Linked DNA regions of Homo sapiens: region 1 is linked to region 2. Evidence: chromatin contacts called from ENCODE Hi-C or POLR2A ChIA-PET data. All regions are on one chromosome and are shown on one strand. Each heading gives the region's core, a stretch centred on a gene start or an enhancer-like site at or near the end of the contact. The rest is flanking DNA. Distances are from core to core; before and after follow the strand shown. Region 1 has its middle 28 kb from the start of ZFHX3-AS3. Region 2 overlaps ZFHX3 (zinc finger homeobox 3).

What was found. A loop is a pair of places that touch in the nucleus more often than their neighbours do. ChIA-PET counts read pairs that join two places held with the same protein, here RNA polymerase II (POLR2A). Pooled maps may share reads with other maps.
Region 1: a map of IMR-90 shows a loop between it and region 2 (2.5-fold over the local background). The contact joins two enhancer-like sites. A Hi-C loop is called at or near these places in 4 of 168 maps with a recorded cell type or tissue (IMR-90, esophagus squamous epithelium, gastrocnemius medialis and 1 more) and 9 of 50 pooled maps. POLR2A ChIA-PET finds 5 or more read pairs at or near these places in 1 of 52 experiments (BJ).

The regions. Positions count from the first base shown.
Region 1 is chr16:73,201,429-73,208,928 of GRCh38, forward strand. It overlaps a transcript of ZFHX3 not described here. Among named protein-coding and RNA genes, the nearest start is that of ZFHX3-AS3, 28 kb to the right of the region's middle. Within about 2 kb of position 3,428, at least 4 of the 41 ENCODE cell types and tissues checked have a DNase peak (open chromatin) inside an H3K27ac peak, as active enhancers do.
Region 2 is chr16:72,934,169-72,941,170 of GRCh38, forward strand. The region is part of intron 3 of ZFHX3 (zinc finger homeobox 3); the gene reads right to left. Among named protein-coding and RNA genes, the nearest start is that of ZFHX3, 110 kb to the right of the region's middle. RefSeq lists enhancers at 2,362-2,656, 4,682-4,976. Within about 2 kb of position 4,828, at least 25 of the 41 ENCODE cell types and tissues checked have a DNase peak (open chromatin) inside an H3K27ac peak, as active enhancers do.

The DNA.
Region 1 (7,500 bases), core at 2,178-4,677, 270 kb after region 2:
TTTACTTAAGCTAATGTGAATCTGGTTACAGTTAGTTTCAACCCAAAGAGGCTTGATTAATTAGGACAATTTTATCTGTGAACAATCTGCATGTTTCAAACTTATTCTGAAATAAATTTGGAATGCTTAGGCAGGTTCACTAAATTAAAAGGGCTTCAACAATTTTGTTGTCCATGTGAGAGGAAAATGCTGCAAAAGCATCTTAGACTTGGCTGTGCAACTGCTTTGGTATGAGAAACGCTCTACTAGAGCAAGAAGAGAGAAGCTGAAAAATCCTTAAAAATAATAATGAAGATGAAGATTCACTATTTTTGTTTCGTTTTGGTTCAGGTAATGCTGAATTACATGAAATCTCCTTAAGAATAGTCACTGTATTTTCTTAGCATCTGCAATACCAAACAAAGAGCTAGAAGCACAGTAGGCATTTACTGGACTAAACTTATTAGAAAGAATTGCTGCCTGTCCTTCATGCTTCCTACATATTGATGAATGAAAGCCACTTACGGCGTGGTAGTGTTTCTCAGGAATTTAACACAATCCACAAATGATCAGACTTCTCTGAAGATTGACAAAATTCCCAGAAAACACCAAGAACATAAATCAGTGGGAAGAACATTTTTTTTTAACTGTGACTCACAATCATTTTCTTAAAAAAGGCATTTAAATGTAAAGATCTCAGCTCAATATTATTCACTATAAGTCTGTGTAGCCAACCACCCATTCTTTGTCCCTGGGTGATGTGTAAGAGTACTGCCCTTGTTAGAATTCATAAATGTGGCCAAAACCTGGGCTAGACTCAATATTTCTGAGCCCTTGAAACTCTCTAGAATGAACACCATTAAAAGAATGTGTTCATTTTGAATCACCCATCTCTTAGTTATTTCCTAACCATCTCTTTCTGAAATTAACTGTTGGCCAAAATAGAATACCAATCAAAAGCCACATGGAAGAGAAATATGAAGCCTGAGAAGAAAATATGAACCTCACCCAGGGTGAATAGCTCAAAGAGTTTCTGTACTAAGGCAGCCCAGCCATATGGCCAGTTTGGCCCAGAATCAAAATCAAAGTTGTAAAACCATCGCTATGGCAGGGGAAGATGTTCGGGCTGCTGGAGTCGAAATGACTACACTGTAATGCTGAGACTGGGCCAACCAGATGGTGCTGAGGGAACCAGACAGGAATTCCACAGCAGGAAGATGGACTTCGGCCCCAGTCTAGCTTTCCAGGCTCACCTCTCTGCTACCCTCTGCTCCAGCCACACTCCACTGCTCGTTGGCCTTCTTTCATGTGATGCACTTTTCACATCTCTTTGCCTTTGATTTTGCAGGTCCTTCTCTCTGGAACGACCACCTCCTTTGCTCTCCTCCACCCCCATCAAAGTCATGACCATCCCACCCACCTTACTGTGCTTTTATCCCCAGCCCTCCTGCACACTCTGAACTACCTGGGGTGCCACAAGGCTTCATCTTTCTTTCTTTCTTTTTTTTTTTTTTTTTTTTGCCTCCACGCCTTGACATAACTTTTTTTTTTCTTTTTCGTTCCTATCTTCTACCCTCTTCTTGATCTTCCCAGCCTAGTCTTCTAAATTTAGCTGAAGCATCACCTCCTCCTGGAAGCCTTCCCTGATCTCTCCTTTTAATTTAGGAGACCCTCCCCCATGCTCACACAGCCTCTTGGTGCCTATTTTATCAGCATCTACTCCGTCGTCCAGGAGTCACTGACCCACACGTGTATCTCTTCCATATGCCTGGAATGGCCTTGAGGGTCGAGACTATGCATCAACTGACTTTGCATTCCTTTTGCTTACTGCCAGGCACTCAGTAGGAAGGGTGGGTGGAGAGATAAATGGCTGGAAGGAAGGAAGGATGACTTAATCCTTCAAGGCCCTGCTTTCATGTCACTTCCTCTAGAAAGTTCCATGGCCCATCCAGTCCTCTTGTACTTTACATACAGACATTATTTTTTAAAATTCCCACAATTTGACTTGCATTATGGATAGGCCCTGCTTCTCTCTTTCAATAGAGCGTAAGCTCTCTGAGGTCAGAATTCAATCTCCATCTTTATATCCCTAATGATGCCTTGTTCCTAGTGGGTGCATATTTGTTTCTGTTCCATAAACATTTATGGAAAATTATTTGGTACCATTAGGCCAGAAAACATGTGAAAACCATTCAAACAAATTCTGAGCTGGACAGGAGACTCTTCCTAGCTTTGGATATTTAAAAAGCTGGTCCATCTAACCTGAGCTGGGTGGGCTGGGGATAGGTGAATGCTCATAGTAATAATACTAGCTAACACTTACTGAGCACTTACTGCAGTATATAGGCTGTACTAAGAGACTTATGTGTATCAAATCACTAATTTACAAATGCTCAGTGGTACCTGGGCATGACTCCCATTTGAGCCAGTGACAATTGTCCATCTATACCTCAGGGGAGAGAGTTGGGTCTGGTGAGTTTCAGACTGGTATATGAAAGCTGGAATTGTTCTAAGAATTAGCAGAGAGCTTCATCAATTGCTGTCTGCCTGCACTTGAGTATGTTAAGCCAAAATTACTTTGAACTCTGTTAACCTATGATTTTACAACTTGAATGGAAAAGATTCCTCTCCGAATTTCAAGATTTTTTTTTTAGTAAATAAACAGTTGGTTTTTAGACAGGAAAGAAAGACAATTGAGGTGGTTTTCTCCACTGCAGTGGTCCCCAACTTTTTTGGCATCAGGGACTGGTTTCATGAAAGACAGTTTTTCCACGGACTATGGGTCGGGGGTAGGGGGAATGGTTTGGGGATGAATCAAGCGCATTACATTTACTGTGCACTTTATTTCTATTATTATTATAGAAATTATTATTTCTATTATTATTATATTCATTATAATATATAATGAAATAATTATACAACTCACCAAAATGTAGGTTCAATGGGAGCTCTGAGCTTGTTTTCCTGCAACTAGCGGGTAATGGGAGACAGTGACAGATCATCAGGCATTAGATTCTCACAAGAAGTGCCCAACCTAGATCCCTCGCAAGTGCAGTTCACAATAGGGTTTGTGCTCCTGTGAGAATCTAATGTCACTGCTCTTGTGACAGGAGGCGGAGCCCAGTGGTAATGCGAGTGACGGGGAATGGCTGTAAATACAGATGAAGCTTTGCTTGCTCACCTGCCACTCACCTCCTGCTGTGTGACCTGGTTCCTAACAGGCCATGGACTGGTACCAGTCCCTGAGGGAACCCTGCTGTCTTGGGAGCTCTATACCCCTTGTATCAGGAACCTTCCACCTTGCAAGGATATAGTGCAGATTAAACACAGCAAAGAGCATAAATAGCCTAGCACAACACTTGGATGGGGAGCTGTTGCTAGTTGAACCTTCACAATAACCTCAGCAGGGTAGTCACGGCTTTCCTCATTTTAAAGAGGTTGAAAGTGCTACAAAAGGAGTTAGGCAACTTGCCCATAGTCGTTGCATGAGTAGACTGCTGAGTTTGGATTTCAATCCATGCTTATCTGAGTCTGTATTAACCATTAACTTACAAGGGAGCCTAATCTTACTACTACTAAATTGTTTTATGACCCCAGGAAGGTGATTTCCTCTCTGGGCTGCAGTGTTTATTGTGGGGTAAGACACTAGCAAGTGGAATAACGAGTGTGGGCTGCTCAGAGATTCAGAGTCCTAGGACTCCAAGTGACCCTGATTGATGGTCTGGACCATACTCTTGAGTGAAGGGCTGAGTCCCAAAATGTAGGTATCTAATGCAATTTCAGAGGCCTCTCGAGAAAGGGTATATCTAACCCACCTTGAGATCTCACAGGGTTGTTACTAGAAATAACTAATAAAAAAGCCTAGGACATGTCCAAGTGCCACAGTGACAGATATGACTATACATAAATTAGTCTTGCAGAAAGCTACTTGCCTGGGGTCATCATAAATTTCTGATGGCGCAACACAAGACTGATTGTATTTACTTTTGCTCTCTGTTGGGTTCAGAAGTATGATAGGCCAGTAAAACGATTTAGTTAGCTGGTAAATTATCTGCAAGATTGATTAAAAATAGGAAGCGAGCAATTGGCAAATTGTCAATGCACAGAAAAAAGAATCCTCAATAACGAGATCCAGAGATTAAATTAATTTAACATGGGGCACCATTTGAGGAGGATGTTTCATTGAACTCTTGTGATATTATTTGGACTGAAATGACCGCGTGTGGCTGTGAGTGTGTGTGTGTGCGTGAATGAAGCAGCTTTGTAACATGGTGCTCATTTTGGCTTTCAATTCAAGATTAGGAAAGCAGTAAAAATAATACACAAGGGACAGCAGTCCTTAGCGCTCATCATTCTAAAAGAGATCATTTGGTGGAAATTAGAAAGAAAACATCAGCCTTGTAATAAATTACTCTGAGTATCCCAAGAATGGAAAGCTGGCTTCTATTGTTCCTTCTTCTCATAAATGATGTGCCCAGATTATACCATCACTCTAACATGATTATGTATGCAAATGATGCAGACAGTTATACAATTTACAATTTGGCTGAAATTGTTAAAGAACTGGCAAATGGACTTTGACAAATCGCAATTTGAGGTTTTAAAAATGAACTTTTATCACAGAGCAAGAAAACAACGGATATTCTGCCGTGCTTATGTAAATTCTTTGGGCAACATACAATAGAGATGCGATTGACTACATTTTAAAAACTACCGTCAACTCTTTCCTGTGGTTGGGAAATGGATAACTCAAATATTGCTCTGGTTGAATCAAAGATTGAATTAATAGGGAATTATCATATATACCACACATGGATTACCAATTTTAAAAGAATTAGGCCACCAGAAAATACATTTAATTTAATATTTCTTTGATGAGTCAGAGGGCACTTCAAGATCTTGCTGTGCCCCCAGGTCATCATTATGAACCACTATTGATACTGGGGAGGCATGGGAGATAGTTAATGAAGAGATCTGGCCAACACAACACAGGAAAACAGGGAGTCTGCTGTTTTAGACATTTATGTCAGGGTGTCTCCCTTTCAATTTTGATCTCTTTATATCCCTAGGGAAGCTTAGAGTTCGCTACTGCCTTTCTTATCTAGGCCAGAGCTTGGTTACATCATAGTAAGATTTCTCAATATTTTCTCATTCAGAGATTCATACTGGCATCTGTAGTCTTCTCCTTTATCAACATGTATTCAGTATTTTTTTTCCAATTAAATACATTTACAAAAATTCTCCCACCCATTTTTCTTTTTCCCCACTACACATGGCCACCATCTCGATATACAATTAAACAGAATGCTCAGAAAATATCTATTTGTAGGCCGGGCATGGTGGCTCATGCCTGTAATCCCAGCACTTTGAGAGGCCGAGGCGGGTGGATCACTTGGGGTCAGGATTTCAAGACCAGCCTGGCCAACATGGTGAAACCCCATTTCTAATAAAAATATTAAAATTATCCGGGTGTGATGGCGGGTACCTGTAGTTGCAGCTACTTGGGAGGCTGAGGTGGGAGAATCACTTGAACCTGAGAGGTGGAGGTTGCAGTGAGCTGAGATCACGCCACTGCACTCCAGCCTGGGTGACAGAGCGAGAATCCATCTCAAAAATAAATAAATAAATAAATAAATAAATAAATAAATAGAACTAAAATAAAATAAAAAATAAAAAAAAGTACCTATTTATGCAGAATGGTAACAAGGGAATTGACTCAGTCCCTGTACTCCAAGGTTTACTATCTCAAATATATTGATGATCATTTATAAAGGCTGTCAAGAACATTCATGAAACTTAAACCCAGAGGAAAGAGCCAGCAAGCACTAGACGACACACGGTTCTAGAGCTTCTTGACCAATTAAATAAGGGCAGTTTCAAGTTCATTCTTCTGTTACTGCTCTTTTATGAAGTAAACGTTGTTCACTTTCCTCTTAAATTACAGGGCACAAAATTAGACTGTGGCGGGGTGTTTACCAATGTAGGATATAATGAGAAGGCTACCTGTGGTTTCAACATTCTGTATTTCTAGCCAGAAATATTTTTAACAGTGACCAGTTGGTTCATTTGGTTAGTAAATAGGTAATAATAAAGCCAAAAGAACGACAGCAGTACCCCTTGGGCCAGTTGGCTTCACTCATTTAATAACTAGAGTAGACATTAAGGTTTGACTCCAGCACAAGTTAGCCATCTAGAAAATAAGTGGCTCACTAGAGAGGCGATATCAGTGGCCAGCAAATAATATTTGGGAAAATAATTTTGACATCAGTAAAAATCAGAATCATGCAAATTAAAATAAGGGAACATTTTGTCCATTAAGTTACTTGGGAAAAGAGAAGGTGAGGGCAGAGAGGAGAGGAAACAGTCAGTAATAAGTAACAATAAGTAAGAGACAGAGAGAAAACCCAGTACTGGCCTGGAGAAGTGAAATAGCCACTCTAACATGGCAGGTGTAAATTGCGCCAACGTTTTGGAAGAAAAAAATTGGCAACAGAAGAGCCAAATGTATGTCCGTGCCCTTTGTCTCAGCTTTTCTACTTCTGAGGAATCTATCCTACAGACTTGTGGAAGCTGTCATTTTCCTCCAGAACATTCTCTGCACTATCTCCTAGACTTTAACATTAGGAGTGGCGTTTGGATGACAAAAGCCTCCAAGAGCAAGCTGGATGGTTCCATTTTTGAGAAACAAGGTTCAAACAAGCAAGCAAACAACACACAAAAAGCCTCTAGTAAAGAAAAAAAGATTTATGTCTGCCCCAAAACGTTCCTAGCAACATTATTTGTTTTTGAAAAAGTATAAGCAATATAATAACAGTGGGATAGTTAGCAAATTATGTTACATCCATATGATAAAATATTATTCTGTAAGAAACTGATGTTTGTGACAAGTTTTCCACTGACACAATACATGTTTCTCATATGAAAAACAGAACATAAAACCATGTACACAATATATCATGGGTGCCAAACAACATGTGTAGATGGAGAAAAATATACCAACGTCATAGGCAGGATTATACCAGATGGTGACAGGAAGAGTGACTGAATTCTTCACAGTTTTCTAAATTTTCAAAGATTTAAATGAAAATAACATGTTAATTTTCATAGTTGGAAACATATTTACATCTTTAAAAATAAGGAAATTTAAACAAAATGAGAAATGTTTATAAAATAGCATTAAGTGACAAAAGTAGGAGTCAAGATGGAAAGGCACAATATGCTCTTATCCAGGCAAATATGCCTGTAAAACAGACTGAAAGTAATACACTGCTAAGAATGCTACATAGGTAGCTATCTTTGGTTGGTAGGATTAGAGATGCCTACTTTTCTGTACTTCCCCCAAGCCATGTATTACTTTTATAATAGGAAATAATGAATAAAATACTTGGGAAAGAAAATGTTATTTTGCAAAATGAATCTAGTGAGAGTGTGCAGATAAAACAGTGAAAGTCTTTTTATCAGTACTGCCCCAAACAACTTTGAAATGCCACGTGGCAGTAACTCATCTGGTAGATTAATAAT
Region 2 (7,002 bases), core at 3,578-6,077:
AATTCCAATACTTTAGGAGGCTGAGGCAGGAGGATCACTTGAGGTCAGGAGTTCGAGACCAGCCTGGCCAACATGGTAAAACCCCGTGTCTGTTAAAAATACAAAAAAAGTTAGCCGGGCCTGGTGGCGGGCGCCTGTAATCCCAGCTACTTGGGAGGCTGAGGCAGGAGAATCACTTGAACCCGGGAGGCGAAGCTTGCACTGAGCTGAGATCACACCATTGCATTCCTGCCTGGGTGACAAGGCGAGACTCTCTCAAAAAAATAAAACAGAGTAGTATCCACAAGTATGTGAGAAGAAGTTCCAGTTATTAAAATTATTTTAGTACCATAGCCACAGGTTCAGTAAGTACAAGAATGAATCTGCCTTTGTCCTCTGTCTAGTTCACCTTTCTATATGATTCTACCCTCTTTAAATCTTGCTCAAACTCCAGCTTGCCCCTCCCTCCCAGAGGTCTTTTTGGATCTAACCAGTTGGGTGTGGCTGCTCCCTCCCTTCACCTTCATAACTCTTGTGTCCGCATTTGACGGCTCTTACTGAATGATCAATTCCTCTTTGTATTACGTATCACAGTAATACAGTTTCTTAAACTGTGGATCATGACCCATTAGTGCAGTGGTTCTCAAACTGCAGCCGCACATCAGAATCCGACAGTAAATGAAACCACAACCTCTGGGGGTCAAGCCAGGCAGGCGTAGTTTTTTAAAGGCCCCTGGGCTAAGAGTCGCTGGATTACGAAATCAGGATCATGTCAGGGGATCATGAAATCCATGCTGTGAGTACAACCAGCATTTGTAAAACAAAACAGAATTGAATGTAATAGAAAGCATCAGAATGTAGCACCTGCAGTAAGGATAAAATCATTCTGCACAATTTCTGTTTTAGTCAAATATACAGAATATCTAGCTATATGTATGTGCTGGGTCACTCATGTAAAATGCATTTCTTTTTAGATTATCGTCAACAAAGTTTAAAAGTCACTGCCCTAAAGAAGCAAGGACGTTATCCTGCGCATAGCGGGTGCTCAAGGACGTGTGGCTTGTACATGGGACAGGAGGAGAGAAGCAGGTCAGAGCTTCTCTCACTGGGAATATGTTCTGCCACCAAAAATGTGGTTCTCAGGGCGGGGGACAATCAGATATGGGACTAAGTAAGCATCATTCAGACAAAGACGCTCGCCCAAGGATAAGGGAACGAAAGCAGGAGAGGAGCCTCTAGGGAAACTGAGGGAGGAGGCGACTCGGGGCTGCCCCTAATCTTTAAATTTCTATGTTTAAGATTCCGTCTTTTGGCCGGGTGCGGTAGCTCACACCTGTAATCCCAGCATTTTGGGAGGCAGAGGCAGGCGGATCGCCCGAGGTCAGGAGTTCGAGACCAGACTGGGCAACTTGGTGAAACCCCATCACTACTAAAAATACAAACATTAGCTGGGCATGGTGGCATGTGCCTGTAGTCCCAGCTACTCGGAAGGCTGAGAATCGCTTGAACTCGGGAGGGGGGGGTTGCAGTGAGCTGAGATCACGCCACTGCACTCCAGCCTGGGCGACAGAGTGACACTCTGTCTTAAAAAAAAAAAAAAAATCCATCTTTTGCCATCAAATCATCAGGCGACACTTGCTGATAGTCTACCTAATATCCCCAAGACCCTGGGAAGGCTACAAAGTTGGGTGAGAATAAACAGATCCCACCGGTAAGGATCTTACAACTAAGCAGAGAAGAAAGACCACTAAAAATATGGTCTATCATAAGAATGGGAAAGGAACAAGGCATTTTGATGAGAGTGCTGGGGAGAAAGAGCAGTGATTTTAGTTGGCAGAATTTGGGCGGACAGAGCCGAAACTCACGGGTGGCCAGCAGCACGTGGGAATTTTCAAAGTAATTTGACACCAGCTGCATGATCTTGCCAGGGCTGTGTCTCAGGGGTCAGTACAGGAACAGAGCTGTGTGTGAAGCTGATGGTAAATGACCTGGGCTGCAGAAGCTCTGCAATGACCTGGTCCACACAAGCCATCCACTTTACACCAACATATGCCTTAGGGCTCTACCTTATGAAATGCCAAGTGTGCGCATGAGGCTGTTGTACCTGTTCTAGCACAGGGCAGAAGCACGGCATGCTCTGCTGGTACCCTATGGTTCAATATTTATTGAGCTGGTGTCACACACTGTTCTAAGCATTAGGGACAGAGCTGTTAATGGGGCAACGTAGGTCTCTGCTGTCTTGGCAGACAACTAAATTAATGAACAGACAAGAAAAATAAATATAATCACTGTCAATGCAGAGAAGTTATCTTGAGTGAAGTGATGGTGTAGCTCCTTGAGACTGGGTTGTCAGGGAAAGCCTCTTTGACGACCAGATATTGAATGAGAGCTGAATGTCAAGGTCAAGGAGGTACATACACTCAGTAGAACAGCAAGTGCAAAGGCCCTGTGGCAGGCGCCAGCTTAGCATGTTGAATGAACAGAGAAGGCTGCTGTGGCTGCAGTGTAGGGGGCAAAGGGGAGAGGGTTGTAAAATGAGGTCAGCATGGTGGGAGGAGTTCAGATCACAAAGGAGCTTGTAAGCCACAGTACAAAGGTGAGCTTTTATCTTAAGTGAGGTGGAAAGCCTTTGTGGGGTCTTTGCAAGAGAGTGATATGACCTGATTTTCCTCTTCGTAAAATCCCTGTATGGAGAGGGGATTGTAAAGGGCAAGAGTAGAGGCGGGGGAGAGTTGAAATACAGAGAGACGATGGGGGCTGGCCTGGGAGGGTGGTGGTGCAAATGTATTTTTGAAGGAAGCACCCACAGAACTTGCTGATGGTTTGGCTGTAGGGGAGCAAAAGACAAGGAGCCCCACAGATAGTTCCCAGCTTTTTGGGTTAAGCAAATGATATGCTGGAGGTGGCCCTAACCGAGATGGGGGAGCCCATAAGCATTTGGGGGTTCTGGTCACAGAGTCCTTTCTGCACCATGCTAAGCCTGCGGAGTTCATTCTCAGACATTCGAATGCAAATGCCAGGTGGGGAGCTGGATACAGGAAGAGGCCTAGGCTAGGGACAGATTCAGATGTCATCAGAAAGTAGATGGGGTTTAAAACCACTGGACTGAATGAGATACTTAGGGAGAGTTACAGACAGAAAAAAGAAGGGGCTCTGGGACAAGCCTGGGGGCATAATAACACTCATCGTGAAGTCACAGAAGAGAAGCCAACAGAGATAGACAAAGGGCAAGAGTGGCAAAGGCGGCTGAAAGGTCCGGCGAATTAGGACACAGCCGACAGAGTCAGCAACACAGAAACCACTGGCGACCTGTCCTACTAGTGGTGAAAAGTGTCACTTCTGGATCCAGCAACTGGGAGGGGACATGGTGAGTCAACTCCCAGAGTGGGCATGATTCAGAGTGAGGGGTTGCTGGGCAATGCGGCCTTGGGCCTTGGGTGCCAGCCCCCATGGAGGACCAGGTGACTTCCATGAGTACAGGCTGCCAGCTTCAGGGCCACCGCCATGCTACACCCCGCAGCTGCTCCCACGCCACCTGCAGAAGGCAGTACCTTTCCATCCTCTCTGTTCCACTTCTACCACTGCAGAGGGAAGGAAGGAAAACACCATCTCCTCTCACTTCCTGACCTTCCTCCTCTGCCTCCAAGAGCCTTTTTTTGGTTTGTTTGTCCTATGCACGACTTTTTCAGTTTTCCAACAATCACTGGTGTCCTATACTTCTTAACCCTCCACTTGTAAAACAACACCTTTCAGACACTCCTCAGCTACTTTTCTTGCAAAGAAACTTGCTGTCAGTAAAGACAAGAGAGTAAATGGAGAGAAACGGATAACCACCTGCTGATGTCTACTTGTGCTGCATTCTTGAGAAACTCACAAAACTGAAGGCAATCCAGGTCCTCAAGAGGTTTACGAACCAGTTGGTGAAACCACCTAGCACATGACGCAGAGACCAGCGTGGTGCCAAACAGTGTGACACCCGTGTGGGGCAGAGATGCCGTGTGTGGGTACAGCAGCTGGAGAGACAGTTCTGGAAAACCAGGGATATGTCACTAGAGCATAAAAGATGGACAGGAAATATGCTCTTCCTTAAAGTCTGATTAAAAAATAAAAGATACTTTCCAACAGGGCCCCGTGCCCATCTCAGCAACGCAGGGCGTGTGTAACCAAATCACACAGAAATGAGCACTTAAAATGACATCTGTTGGATTAATTAGCTGTGTAATTAGTCTCCCCTCAGCGGAGCTGGGCTTTGTGGCTGTTGTCTGAAATCTCCCCAGGTGACTTGATTCCAAATGCCACACTCCAAGAGGAAGAAAGCACAGGCCAGGAAAAGAAGACAGGCGTCCGAATGTGTTTGCGGGAGGCAGCGGGAAGGGAGAGGGAGTTTCTGGAGAATTTGGTGGGTCCCTCGGGAAGCTAGCTAGAACATCAGGGAGGAATAGCCATCCACAGAGGTGTCACTCGAGAACTCACCACCTCAGAGCAAATCGGCACGCCCCCAAGGCATGAGTTTTGGATAACCCCAAAGCACTAAACACTCAGAGACATGAATTAGGGCGGCAAGACCCTGGAGGTGAAGAGAGCCGAGTATGGATTCCGAGTTGGACACAAAGAGACGGGACAGAGGTCAGAGCTCTTGTCCCTGGAGGAGTTGTTTGGTCTTCCTCCGCTGACAGCTGCAGCCATCACTAATGTGAACCCAGTCTGGGCAAAAAAAAATTAATAATGAAAATGGTCAGAGCCTAATCTGAGAACCAGAAAGTGAACAACCACGCACAAACAGAAGTCTCCAGCCAAATCACTCCCCACAGTGCTTCCTCAAGCACAGCTGGCTTCGGAGTCACACTTGCTGACTCATGTCTAGGACACATAGCCCTGGGACCCGCGCCACTTGGCCTGGCTCACTAGAGGAGCCGAGGAATATTCCCCATGCTTCTCTATCTATAATTATTTTAGAAAACAAGAGACATGGCGGTAGAGGGGAAGTATAGAAGACAAAGGCACAGGAGCTATGGGAGGACCACAGTGAAAACCATCTTGGAGCAGGGGACTCCTCAGCTGGGGACGAGCCAGTGGGGTTACCTTTGATCTCCCCCACCCCCATCTCGAGGCACAGAGTACCCTCCACAGAGCAAAAACATCCGATGCTGCTCAGAGAACCTTCCTGGGCCTGCGACAATGAGCAGTTCGTAAAGAATCTGGAACATGAAACATTCAAATCAAACAAGCCCTGTTCGAAACCAGCAAGACATGTTCTAAAGCTAGATGGAGCCACTCTGCTAAGACACTCCCTGCCATAAACACAATCGGAGCTCCTCCCAGATCTTCAGTAGCGCCAACAGGCATCTGCAGGACCACTGCAGTGACACAGACTCGCTCCCAAGGGCAAAAGGGGTCTGGGAGCAAACACCAAACCCCGACATTATCATTCTCATTGTCCCGAAGGCCCATAGATACAGGCTGGGTGCAGTGGCTCAGGCCTGTAATCCCAGCACTTTGGGAGGCCCAAGTGGGCGGATCACTTGAGGTCAGGAGTTCGAGACCAGCCTGGCCAACACGGTGAAACCCTGTCTCTACTAAAAACACAAAAATTAGCCGGGTATGGTGGCAGGCGCCTGTAATCCCAGCTACTTGGGAGGCTGAGGCAGGAGAATCACTTGAACCCGGGAGGCAGAGGTTGTGTGCAGTGCTGTGATCATGGCTCACTGCAGCCTTGACCTCCTCGGCTCAAGCAATCCTCCCACCGCAGCCCTCTCATGTAGCTGGGACTATAAGCACCACCACACCCTGATAATTTTTTTATTTTTTGTAGAGATGAGGTCTGGCTATGTTGCCCAGGCTGGTCTTGAACTCTCAGGCTCAGCTGATCCTCCCACCTCAGTCCCCACTGCAGCTAGGACCAGAGGTGTGTGCCGCCACACCTGGCTAATTTTTTAAATTTTTTTATAGAGACAGGGTCTGTTTATGTTGCCCAGGCTGGTCTTGAACTCCCGGGCTCAAGTGGTTCTCCTGCCTCAGCCTCCCTGTGTTGAGTTTACAGGTGTGAGCCATGGCCCCAAACAAGTTTTTTAGTAACACATTACACATTCGTGAGCCTGAGTCTGTACAAAATCCTACTTCAATGGCCAGCACAAAATCAGTACTCCACAAATGTTGTTGACCCAGGGAACGAAGACCCCTTCCCAGTGATTTCAGTCTCCCAGAAGCTGCACAGGGAAATCTGGGAAATCCTGTGCCTCTTGGGTCCTGAGGGCTGGGGTCTGAACCCATGGGAGGAGAAGAAGTCAGGGTAGCCAATGCAAGGATGCCTTCCACCCAGAACCCAGACTTCTGTCTCATTCTGAGGGGCAGCAGGAAGACACGGATGCCCCGGTGTGACACGTGCCACCAAGAAAACTCCACAGAGGTCAGCTCAGAAGGGGTTAGAAAGGTCCAGTCATCCTCCAGGAAGAGCATACTGCCAGCGACAGAAGACAGGAAGAGAGACTCAAAAGGAACAGCAGGTGGGTGTAAACCCCTTCAGCAACCCCAGTGCACAGGCCGGCCCTGCCAAGGCAATGTGGGTATCACTGTTGACCTAAGAGACTGGCTATGCTTTGGAGGCTCTCATCCTGAGTCCGGGAACATGCTCCACTCATTAACAGGTTACAAACCAAACACTATCAGTAGATAAACATTTCTAACCTTCTAACTAGTTTGCCTTTTACAGAACCAGGAGGGGGACCCTAGAGAACATCTCCTAATCATTCTTGATGATTAGTCCCAATTTAAACCTACTCTCTGCATTCCCTATTAGCGACCTATACACCATAGGCACACAGGGTCTCCCACGCACTGTGAGCAATGCTCACGTGCTGTGAATTTTCATGGTCTACATATAAGTAACCAGTGCAGGAGGAGACCAAGAAGGCCTGGAGTGAACCAGGGGCAGCTTCAACATCTGGCCAAGTTGCTGGTGACCGAACCAGGCCTCCTGATGTCCACTGTGTGACGCAAAGGCATTTCAATAAAAGGGACTCATGA